Regions from separate parts of the Mus musculus genome. Here region 1 is linked to region 2. A link is a loop called in an ENCODE intact Hi-C map of the cell type or tissue named here. Cell type or tissue: heart. All regions are shown on one strand. Each heading gives the region's core, and the rest is flanking DNA. Links, peaks and the distances in the headings are about the cores only.

Region 1 (5,373 bases), core at 119-5,118, 61 kb before region 2:
GGGGAACTTATTGGTGGCCTCAAGCAGTCAGTCTCCCTGTATTTATGACATCCCCATTCTGCGGTTTGAATGCCCTATAAACCAGCTGTGAAACTAAGTCACACACCCAGGATTCCCAGTCATTGGGCAATCTTTAGCCAAAGAGGGTAATTCACAAAACAGCAGAGGCTTGGGGGGGTCCCTTCTTAGGGTGGGCAATTATAAGAACTTACCCATGTCTGCAAGACACTATCTGAAGGGACTCTGACTAGCTTGGTGAGCATGGTTCTGGCAGGCCTTGCTCACTCTGCAGGGCCCAATTCCTTCTACCTTGCTACAAACCTACATTGCTAAAGCCAGCCCCCAAAGTCTATTCCCCTATTTGGCCACTTCCTCCTCCTGAGGCCGACGACCAAGGTCCAGCTATCAAAGTATTCACGTCCAGCAATCAAAAGCCCCCTTTGGCTAAAATTAAACACCTCCTCGTAGCCCAGGGTTTCCCCTTATACCTTTATAATCTGCCATTTTCCTATGTCCATGTCTGTCTCCTCTCTATCCAGAGGCAGTCCTTTCTCCTGTAGGACAAATACTCCTTCCACCTCTCCATTGTTCCCTTCCCCTTCTTCCTGTCTTCGAACTCATGTCTTTGTTATTTCTTGCCCTCTGTCCCTCTAAGGCAATAAATCTCCTTTGTGCTAAGAACTTGGTCTGGGGGTCCTGAGCTGCGACTTTCCCTTTCAGTGTCAGGCATTCTTTGCAACAGTCCTGGCAGGAAAAAGATAACTCTAGAGACATCTGTGCCTGTCCCTTTGGCTATTGAACTACAGAAACAATGTCCCCCGAGAAATTGGAATTCCCCGGCAATCTCGTGTTGTGAGAAGGATGAATTGAAGCCTGTTGTCTACTTAGGAGAAAATGTCTACCAGGAAGAGATTTTACACAGACGGCTCTGGTAACTTGTCAGAAGATCACCTTTCATGAGACTAGAGCTGAGACAATGAAGGAGAGACTCCATCTTGCCCAGGACTGCTGCTTAATTTTACATACCCTTGCCCTTTATTTAAATATAAACCTCACATCAGCTGGACATGAAGATTGACTTAAAGATGGGGGGAGGAGCGGTCATGTCCATTCTTAGCTTTTTTTTTTTCCCAGTATGGCCACATTGGATACATTTCGTTTCTCTGCTTTTCAATATTGTCCCTTTCCTTGGCCTACTGAGGACAGGTAGCACAGCCTAGCTGGTTAGGACTGCCTGTGTGGGCCAAGTACCTGGACTCTAACATTACAGTAACAAAAACACATGTTACCTCCACTCCAGAGACTCCTCTCAGCCACCACCTCTTTCCCAGTAGAATTTCATTGTGGGGCTAGGAACCTAACTCAAGCGCTCTGGCCAGCAAATCACTTATAGTGTGCTTTATAGTCAAGTTCTCAGAACTCTCTGAACCTGATTCCTTGATCTGTAACCTCCTCCTGAAGTAATGTGTGGATCACTCAGGAGCTACTGGGCAGAGTAAGGGTTCAGTAAACGTTAACGGTTACTGAATTAAACAGGTAAAGTTGGGATTGGAGCGAGCCACGTACAAGACCTCTTGGTTTTGCCAGAGGGCAAAGTCCGCAAAGAGTCACAGCAGTTCCTTTTAGAAGCGAGCAGGAAGCTCGGCAGTGAGGAGGCTAGAGGAGCTCAAACAGTTCAACTTTTCCTGGATACACAGAAGTGTTTGCGTGGTGCAAAGGTGAGGCTCTGGAGCGGGTGGGACTTGCACTCTGAGCCTCCGACTCCAGATCCAGTGATCCTGACATCCCAGAAGCACAGCCCCACCCTCGGAGGTGAGACGTCCAATCCGTATCCCGCGAGAAAAGTACCCGCAAAGCCCTCCCCTGGCAATCCCGAGTTGGAGGACCGGGGTCAGGGCAGCACTCACAGGAGGATCTCCTGCTTGGTCAGGAACGTCAGGTCCTGAAAGGCAAATCCAGACAAGGGTCTGCAAGCCGCCCGAAAGCCACGGCCGCCCCGCCACCTGTTCCCCGAACCCCACTCCCCTGCGCGGGCTCGCACGCGAGCTCCGCGAGAACTGGCGCCCCGCGCACCTGGTACTCGGCCAGCAGCTCCTTAGACAGGCGACTGCCCGAACCTCCCATCGCCGCGGTGCGCGCACAGCTAGGCCAACTCTCCCCGGGACGCCGGCAACTTTCTCACTTCCGTCCTCGGGGCCGCGTCCCCGCCCAGTCCCCGTAGCAACCGCTGCCTGGCCTCCGCCCCCGGGCCCGCCCCTGCCTACAGTGCCCCGCCACCCTTAGCGCCGCTCAGCGGGCCGGCTCCCGGCTCCCCGCGGGCCCAGGAGAGCTGGAGGGAGGGCCCGGGGAGGAGCCGGACGCATCGGGGCGGGGCCCAGGCCTCGTGGCCCCGCCTTCTAGTGGGCGGGGCGGAACGAGCCATGCGCACGTGATGCAGACTGCGCCTGCGTCGCGGTCTTCACGCGTTTGCTGAGTTCCGGGACCCGTCTGTGCACTGAGCCTTGAGATGCATCCGCCTCACCTAAATCAAGTGCAGAAGACCCCAGCTCTGGGTGGAGGCGGGTAACCTCCATACTCGCTCCCGGGCTGGAGGAGATCCGGTGCCCCTCTGCGGATAGGGTCAGTCCTAGACTGTCTCACGGGACAAGAGCTGCAGCCTCTGCCACCGTGCCAATTCTTCCAGAAGAAGCTTAGCTTCCTCTTGAAGTGGCTCTTGAAGGTGTTTACTGGATTGTGCAGTTATCGCCCATTCGTGGAACAGTTAGCAAGGTAGGCTTCCATTTTACAAACAGGTTCAATTTCAGTGATGTGTCCGGACTCCGGTATTTAGAGGTCAGTTCTGTCCACAGGTCCCTCCTGCTGTTTTATCGTCACAGCTGGGGTGCCTCCTTTGATTCCTCCCACAAATTGCGAGCTTCCAGCTGTAGGAACCAAGATTTGCCCTTCTCTCCTCTCAAATAATAATCAGATGCAAGTATGAACATATTTACACTGTGTGAAAAAGTGAAGATTCCAAGCTTCCGGAGGAGGAAATGTGGATTTTGTGATCTGGGTGGTCAACTTGGTTGGATCTGGAGTCAAGGAGAAGGGAAACAGCTTGACACTCCTGTGAGGGATTTTCTTTTTTCTTTTTTTTTTTTTTTTTTGCTTCGTCACCTGGCACAACAGGGCCAAGTCAATTACAATTTATTTGAGAATATTTTAACTTCGTACTGGACTGGTATTCATTCCTAGAGAAGTCTGGTCCTTCATCCGGCCAGTCCAGCTAGATGTTCCATACCCTCTGGGTAGGAGACTGTAAACCTTGCTTCTCATGCTTCTTTCTCTCTGCTCCTTCTTTAGCCTCCAGGAGAGGTGCAGGCTCTACCGCAAAGCCCAGGGGCTATGGCTTGCTTTCCTGGTCCACTCAGGGTCTTACCTCATAGAAACCCCTGAGCAGAGGGATTTTCTTGATCAGTTTATTTGAAGTGCGAAAATCTACTGCGGCAGTGCGCTCAGGTGGCAACCCGTACCAAACGGAAACGGAAGATGGCTTTTGGCCTGTTTGCCTTGGCTTGCTGATAAGTCTCTATCCTGTACCTGCCACTAAGGATTTCCTTTAATGACATTAGAATCATAGTGTTCCAGCTGCCAACTCAGATTGAAGACCAACAGCTCTCTAGGAACCCAGCACCGGCTTGGGACTGCAGAGATGCATCCTTGGGGACAGCTGCCGCTGTTGATCAGCCCAGACAATACTGAGTAAACCAATTTAATAAATCCCCTCTTAGTAAATATTCATCAGTTCTGCTCCTCGAGAGCAGTAATTCTCACCTTCCTAATGCTGGGACCCTTTAATTCAGTTCTTCACATTGTGGTGACCCCCAGCCATAAAATTATTTTTGTTGCTACTTCATAACTGTAATTTTGCTACTGTTATGAATCATTATATAAATATCTGTGTTTTTCAATGGTCTTCGGTAACCCCTGTAAAAGGGACAGGACTCACAGATTGAGAAACGCTGTACTAGAGTAAGCTAATACAGATTCATTCCCCCCGCCCCTCCCCCCAAATCAAGGTTATTTAAAAAAAAAAAAAATATATATATATATATATATATATATATATATATATCATTGAGTTCATTTTGAGTTGTTCATCTACTGCATGGAGCCTGCCCTAGAGTGTGGTGCCTGGTGTATAGATTTATTCTTGACCCTTCTAACTAATTCTCATTCTGAGCTTTATTAAGCCTGAGCATGTATATCATACTTTAAAGTTACTAAATAGGTTGAACCTGGTGGCACAGAGCTGTAAGCCCAGTTATTTATGAGACTTGTATCACAAGATCACAAATTCAAGGATAACCTGAGCAACAGTGTGAAACCCTAGCTCTAGACTTAAAAAAATAAAAAATAAAATAACAATAATAATAATAATGAAGTAGGGGATAGTGATGTGTCTTAGAGTTTCTATGGCTGTGATAAAAGCAACTTGTGGAGGGAAGGGTTTCATTTTACAGCTCTCAGGTTAACTCTATCACTGAGTAAAGTCCAGATGTCAACCTGGAAGCAGGGACTTAAGTGGACACCATGAAGAAACACTGCTTACTGGCTTGTTCCTCATGGCCTGCTCCAACTGCTTTCTTATTCCACCCAGTACCATTTGCCCAGTTTTCCCTGCATGTGTAGTGAGGTGACCATCTGCATAGGACTTACCACCACTTCCACGTGTGCTTTCCACTGCAGGCCATGGTGATACCCAAAGCAGTCACTTTTCTATGGGACAGGTCTTTTTTTTGGTTTGTTGTTATTAAGACAGACTCATGCCATTCATATTGGCCTGGAGCTGGCTATGTAGCTATTCTTATTTTTAATTTTTCTGTAATTTTTTATTTTGGGTGTCTGTGAGTTGAGTGTATACACACAGGCATCTGCAGGTGCCATGGGGACCCAAGGATGTTGGAACTCTTGAAGCTTGAGTTGCTGACACTTGTGAGTCACCTGACCGAGGACTGGAACCCCAGTCCTTGTGATTGTGTAACGAGCCGTCTGAATTGCAGGTCTCCAGCCCTTAGCCTGGACGTTTTTATTCTCCTGCCTCTACTCCTCAGGCCCTGGGATTGTCAGTGTGTACTGTCATGTTCCGCTTCTGATTAACTCGTTTTAAATTTATATGTGATTAATGGTGTTTTGCCTGCATGTATGTCTGTGTATTGCATTGTGCGTGGTGCCCTTAGAGGCCAGAAGAGGGTGGCAGATGCCCATGTGGGTCGGTGCTAGGAATTGAACCTCTGGAAGAGCGGCAAGTGCTTTTGGCCATTGAGCCATCTCTCCAGCCCCAGAGAGTATTTTAATTTGCATTTCCCTGATGGCCAAAATATTGAACACTTT
Region 2 (5,373 bases), core at 190-5,189:
CTCTCTCTTTGTTTTTTGTTTGTTTGTTTGTTTGTTTGTTTTCAAGACAGGGTTTCTCTGTATAGCCCTGACTGTCCTGGAACTTCCTCTGTAGAGTAGGCTGGCCTTGGACTCAGAAACTGCCTGCCTCTGCCTCCTGAGTGCTGGGATTAAAGTGGTTTTTAAACCACTGCTGGGCACCTCTGTTCTCAAATGCAATATCTTTGTAGTCCTAGACATACAATCTCCTTTTTTACATAGTGAGACTTTCCTGGGGGCTTCATGTGCTTCATGACCTGGACTTTCATTGTTTACTCTTGGAGGAGGTTTGGTCTGTTGCTACATATTGTAATGTTAAATTTTGTACCAGGAGTGAGTTCTCACATTTATCAACCTTTGTTGTACAAACCTTGCTCCTTAATTTAAAACTATTGGTTAAATAAAATGGAACAGCTAATTACTGGAAGGATTAGAGATAGGTGGGTTTTGAGTTACATGGTTGGAAGTTGCAACAAAGGAGAAAGAAAGGAGACAGAGGGAGGAGGAAGCCACTGTGAGGGAAGATGGACCATGAGCACAAGGCCAGGAGAAGCGGCAAGTGTCTGGGATACACCACTGGGGAGGTAGTGAGGCTAGCAGTTAGAAAAGTAGATTAGGGGTGACTGCCAGTAACTGTCATAGTCAAATAAAATAACCATAGCTGGGTCTCATTCTTACGTAAACTAGACAGGGATAAGATTAAAATAGTTCAACGATCCTGGGCCTACTCCGTTTTCCCTGGAGGGAGTCACTAACCTCCCGTGTATAGGAGGAGGAAGGCTGCAGTGGCCCACAGTGGTGCACACACGCCTTCCCATCCTAAGGTTCTGTGCTCCAGTACACTTCCAGAAGATAAATGTGTTACTGCTCTAACTTAAACAGACAGGTTTACTTGTTCCTTTTTTGAGACATGATCACTGGCTAGCCTAGACTTATGTAAACCAGGCTGGACTCGAAGTTATCATGATCCTCCTGCCTCTCACATGTTGTAATTACAGGTTTCTATTACTGTGCCTAGTAAATAAAATATTATGTTTTGTTTTCTAAAAGTAAGAAAAAAATCTTTCTGATGACAAACTCAATGACTTTCTATAATCCCAGCACATGGGAGGCTGAGGCAGGAAGATGACTGACAAGTTCAAGACCAGCTTGGGCTATGCAATGAGTTTCATGCCATCCTGGTGTACAGAATGACACCTTGTCTCAGAAAAAACAGGTGTGTCAGGGTGTGATAGCGCTTGGCTTGCTAGGGTGTGATAACCCTAGCACTCAACAAATAAACAGGCAAATAAACAAATATCTTTATAGTTGTAATTTTACTACTGTTATGAATCAAATATCTGTTATGTAGGATGTCTGCTATTCTACTCCTGTGATAGGGCTATTTGACACCCCCCCCCCCCCAAAGGGCTCAAGACCCACATTTTGAGAATCACAGCTTTGGATTCTACTTCCTAGACCCATGCAGTGGGAGGAGAAAACTGAATCTTTTAAGTTGCCCTCTATTCTCCACACATGACCACCCCATATACACACACAAATTTAATAAATGTATTTATCATAAAAAAGAGAAGCAAATAATGAGACTCTTATAGATGGTACAGTTGACCAATACAGAAAAGCAGACAATTTTAGTTATAATTCAGTATAAACTAGATTTTGTTTTATTTTGGGCCTATAGATGGAAGCTAGTGGTTTAAAAGCGCATTGCTAATCACCAGTGCTGTGGGTAACAAGGATACTCCAGGTAAAGTTTGGTGCAGAAGATAGGTTAATAAGTACCTCTTCGCAAAGGAGAATTCAATAATTACACTTCTACAAATCATTTTGGAGGAGGTAGCAAAAAAGAAATTCATCTCAGCTTTATTACAAATTTTAGTCTGAGTAGCAAAGGAGATACTCCCATAGCAGTGTATTAGGTAATAGTAAATCATTGAAAATGGGATACAGATGCTATGGGTCAGTGGGAAGAAAAGGACACACAAATACTTTGGTTGTTTTTTGTTTTTGTTTTTTGTTTGTTTGTTTGTTTGTTTTGGTTTTTCGAGACAGGGTTTCTCTGTGTAGCCCTGGCTGTCCTGGAACTCACTTTGCGGACCAGGCTGGCCTCGAACTCAGAAATCCGCCTGCCTCTGCCTCCCAAGTGCTGGTATTAAAGGCGTGCGCCACCACGCCCGGCTACACAAATACTTTGATGTCATGTTCAAATTGTGGAGTTTTCCTGATTTACCTAAATCTTATAATGTGCAAGAAAAACAAAGCCCAAATCACCATTTGCTCACAGCTAAATTGGGCAAGTCAGTTTTTTCCTGTAGCCCAAACTATTTCCCTGTCCTGTCTCTGCCGCCTACGTTCTGGAAAAGCTACTCAAATCTTTTTCTTCAGGATAGTGATGATCATTATTAACAGGTGTGTTCTAATGATTAAATGCGATAAACTTGTCCACTAAGGTACCAGGACCAAGAGCCTGGTTTTTTTTTCCTTCTAAGCTTTCCTGCTAGTCCCTGCTCCTCTTGGGACATTGGAGAGTAGCAAGAAGTCGAGCTGTTCTGGCAGTCTACCCAATACTTCTCAGGAAGCACAAAAATTTGAAACCCAACGGCAGCAACTCAGTGGGTACCGGTGACATCATCGGCCACACCCCTACACCCCACCCTTGAGGCGGGCATAGGTGCACGCATGCGCATATTGAGGCCCGCACGCTCCCCGTGCAAGCGCTTCCCACGCCCTAGGCGGTCTCTGTATCCCAGGCCTAGGCAGCAGCCCTTCGCAGGAGGGGCGGGACGAGGGCGGGGCTCCGTGAGTGGCGGACGCGGTAACCAATTGTCATTTGGCACCGCCTCTGGCTCGGTTTGAATTCCGCGGGGTCCAACGGCTCGAGAGTGGAGACGGACTCCGGGTGAAGTCTGCTGCGGCTGGTTACCGTTCTCCGTCCCGCGCGTGGCAAGTGGAGGGTCTCGATTCTGGACAGCTTGGAGCGTCCACCATGAGGAGAAGGTGCGGGTCTCTTAGGGGCGGGACCCATTACTGAGGTGCGGGTCTGGTACCAGGTTCGACAAGCTGGGTTCGCCGGTCTTCAGGCACCGATGTCTGTGGCTGGGGCGCTCGAAGCCGGCTCCGGAGGGCATCTGTGCCCGAGGCCACTAGCGGGGCGAGCAGCGGGGACAGCGCGGGGTTGACACGCTTCCTCGAGGCCGGGGTGGGTTTGTCTCAGGCCTGGCGTAGCTGGCGGCCGAGCTCAGGTGCCGCCGCAAGTCGCGGCTACTCGGCCTCTTCTCTGTGTAAACGCTGAGCATGTAATGGTGTGGGCTTCTCATCTCTTGAGTATAGTCTGTAATCGCATTGCTCGGGAGGCTAGAACAAAATCGATTCGAGTTTAGCCTAGGAGATGTAGTTTAAGACTAACCTGGGCTACGGAGTGAGACAGTACAAAAAGCCCTGAAGTTTTTTTAACCTTAAAGTTTTAAATGTATCGTTTTTTCTTCGTGTCTTACAGTTCCGCGTTTTTACTTGAGTTAGGAAGACGGCTTGAGCCGGCCAGTGGTGGCACACGCCTTTAATCCCACCACTTGGGAGGCGGAGGCAGGCGGATTTCTGAGTTCGAGGATAGCCAGGGCTACAGAGTGAGTTCCAGGACAGCCAGGGTTACACAGAGAAACCCTGTCACAAAAAAAAAAAAAAAAAAAAAAAAAAAAAAAAAAAAAAGAAAGAAAGAAAGAAAGGCTTTATTTCCTTGCAAGTTAACAAATTCGAATTCTTTTCCGGTCGTTTTAAGATTCCCAGGCGGGGTTAGAGAGATGGTTTAGCGGCTAAAAGCACTGATTGCTCTCCCAGAGGAGGTGGGTTCAATTTCCCAGCACTCACAAGGCAGCTCACAACTGTCTTTAACTCCAGTTCCAGGTGATTTTTGACACCCTCACATACAGACATACATCTAGGAAAAACACCGACGCACCTATGAAAATAAATAAAAAGAATCCTCTATTAAAAAGAAAATTCCCGGGCACTGCTTGGGAGTGCCCGATTGGAAATCCAATCAGAACTGACTCTTTGAGTAAAAGGCTGAATGCCGTTTTCGAATTTATAAAATAATTTTCTGCAACGAGTTGGGTGACAAGGCTTTGTAATTTCTAAGAATCTTGGTTTTGTGATTATAGATTTTGATCATTTTTTTTACCCCCAGATACTTGGCCTCAAGAGTCTGGGAATAGAATGAAAACAACTGACAAGTAGTATTGTGAAAAGAAATTGAGTACAAGGCTAAGGATTTCAGATATTCCCATCTGAATGACGTTATTCATTAAGCCCTTCTGGGGTTAATGGTGCATTATGAAGACTAGTAAAATCCTAACTTACACTGAATAGAAATTTGTATTCAGAGTATATTTGGATATGATTACCCTCACCTGTAATCTACAGATCTCAGGAGTTCAAGACAGGGAGTTCCAGACATCTGCAATATAAAGAGATCCTATTTCAAAATAGGAAAGCCAGACAGCTGGGTGAGGGGCACATCTATCCCCCCCACTGTCTTGGGAGGTAGAGGTGGGAGGTTCAAGGCCAGAGCAGCTTATAAGAGACCACGCCCCTCCCCCAAGAAAATAAAGTCTTCCAGTATGGCTTGTCCAAGTATTTTCTGCTTTTGTTTTGTTTTTTGTTTTGTTTTTCGAGACAGGGTTTCTCTGTGTAGCCCTGGCTGTCTTGGAACTCATTTTGTAGACCAGGCTGGCCTCAAACAGAAATCCACCTGCCTCTGCCTCCCAAGTGCTGGGATTAAAGGCATACGCCACCATGCCTGGCTATTTTCTGCTTTTTAAAAAACTTCTGAGACACACTTGTTGAGATTGCAGGAAGGCCACACCAATCCCTTGTCTTGGTTTCAGTCGGATTTGAGATCCTTGAATTTATGTCTCAATGTTGTATTTTAAAAAGATTTCTTTATTTTATTTATTAGGGTAGGGTGCTTTTAAAACAGGGTCTGTACACAGCTCTGGCTGCCCTGGAACTCCCTGTGTAGGCCAGGCTGGCCTCAACCCCAGAGATGCAGCTGCCCCTGCCTTCTGAGTACTTCTGAGTGTGGGGATTAAAGGAGTACACCACTATATGTGGTTCCTTTTTGGAGGGCTGGGATGGGGGAAGCACTAAGCCAGCTCAATTAATTATTTTCCTTTACCTGGGCGTGGTAGCGCACGCCTTTAATCCTAGCACTCGGAAGGCAGAGGCAGTCGTATTTCTGAGTTTGAGGCCAGCCTGGTCTACAAAGTGAGTTCCAGGATAGCCAGGGCTACACAGAGAAACCCTGTCTCGAAAAACAAAAAAACCAAAAAACAAAAAAAAAATTGTTTTCCTTTATGA

Evidence for each region. A loop is a pair of places that touch in the nucleus more often than their neighbours do. Peaks named below come from ENCODE experiments on the same cell type or tissue, not always from the same donor. Only the 100,000 strongest peaks of a DNase experiment are listed, where the experiment ranks them.
Region 1: it touches region 2 in a loop (7-fold over the local background); 1 of 42 quality-filtered maps calls a loop at or near these places.

Annotation. Positions count from the first base shown.
Region 1 is chr7:80,230,437-80,235,809 of GRCm38, forward strand. It overlaps Cib1 (calcium and integrin binding 1 (calmyrin)), which reads right to left and starts at 2,369. Exons shown (of 7, transcript NM_011870.5): 1 at 2,074-2,369; 2 at 1,908-1,942. The coding sequence starts at 2,124. Gdpgp1 (GDP-D-glucose phosphorylase 1) reads left to right here and starts at 2,457. Exons shown (of 2, transcript NM_178752.3): 1 at 2,457-2,769. In heart, for the core only: no CTCF peak of the experiment used is centred there; a DNase peak (open chromatin) is centred at 2,325; H3K4me3 peaks cover 2,748 bases; H3K27ac peaks cover 1,724 bases.
Region 2 is chr7:80,291,577-80,296,949 of GRCm38, forward strand. Prc1 (protein regulator of cytokinesis 1) reads left to right here and starts at 2,900. Exons shown (of 15, transcript NM_001374624.1): 1 at 2,900-3,015. The coding sequence starts at 3,005. It overlaps Vps33b (vacuolar protein sorting 33B), which reads left to right. Exons shown (of 23, transcript NM_178070.4): 23 at 1-3. It also overlaps a transcript of Rccd1 not described here. In heart, for the core only: a CTCF peak has its summit at 2,840; a DNase peak (open chromatin) is centred at 2,755; H3K4me3 peaks cover 2,419 bases; H3K27ac peaks cover 1,652 bases.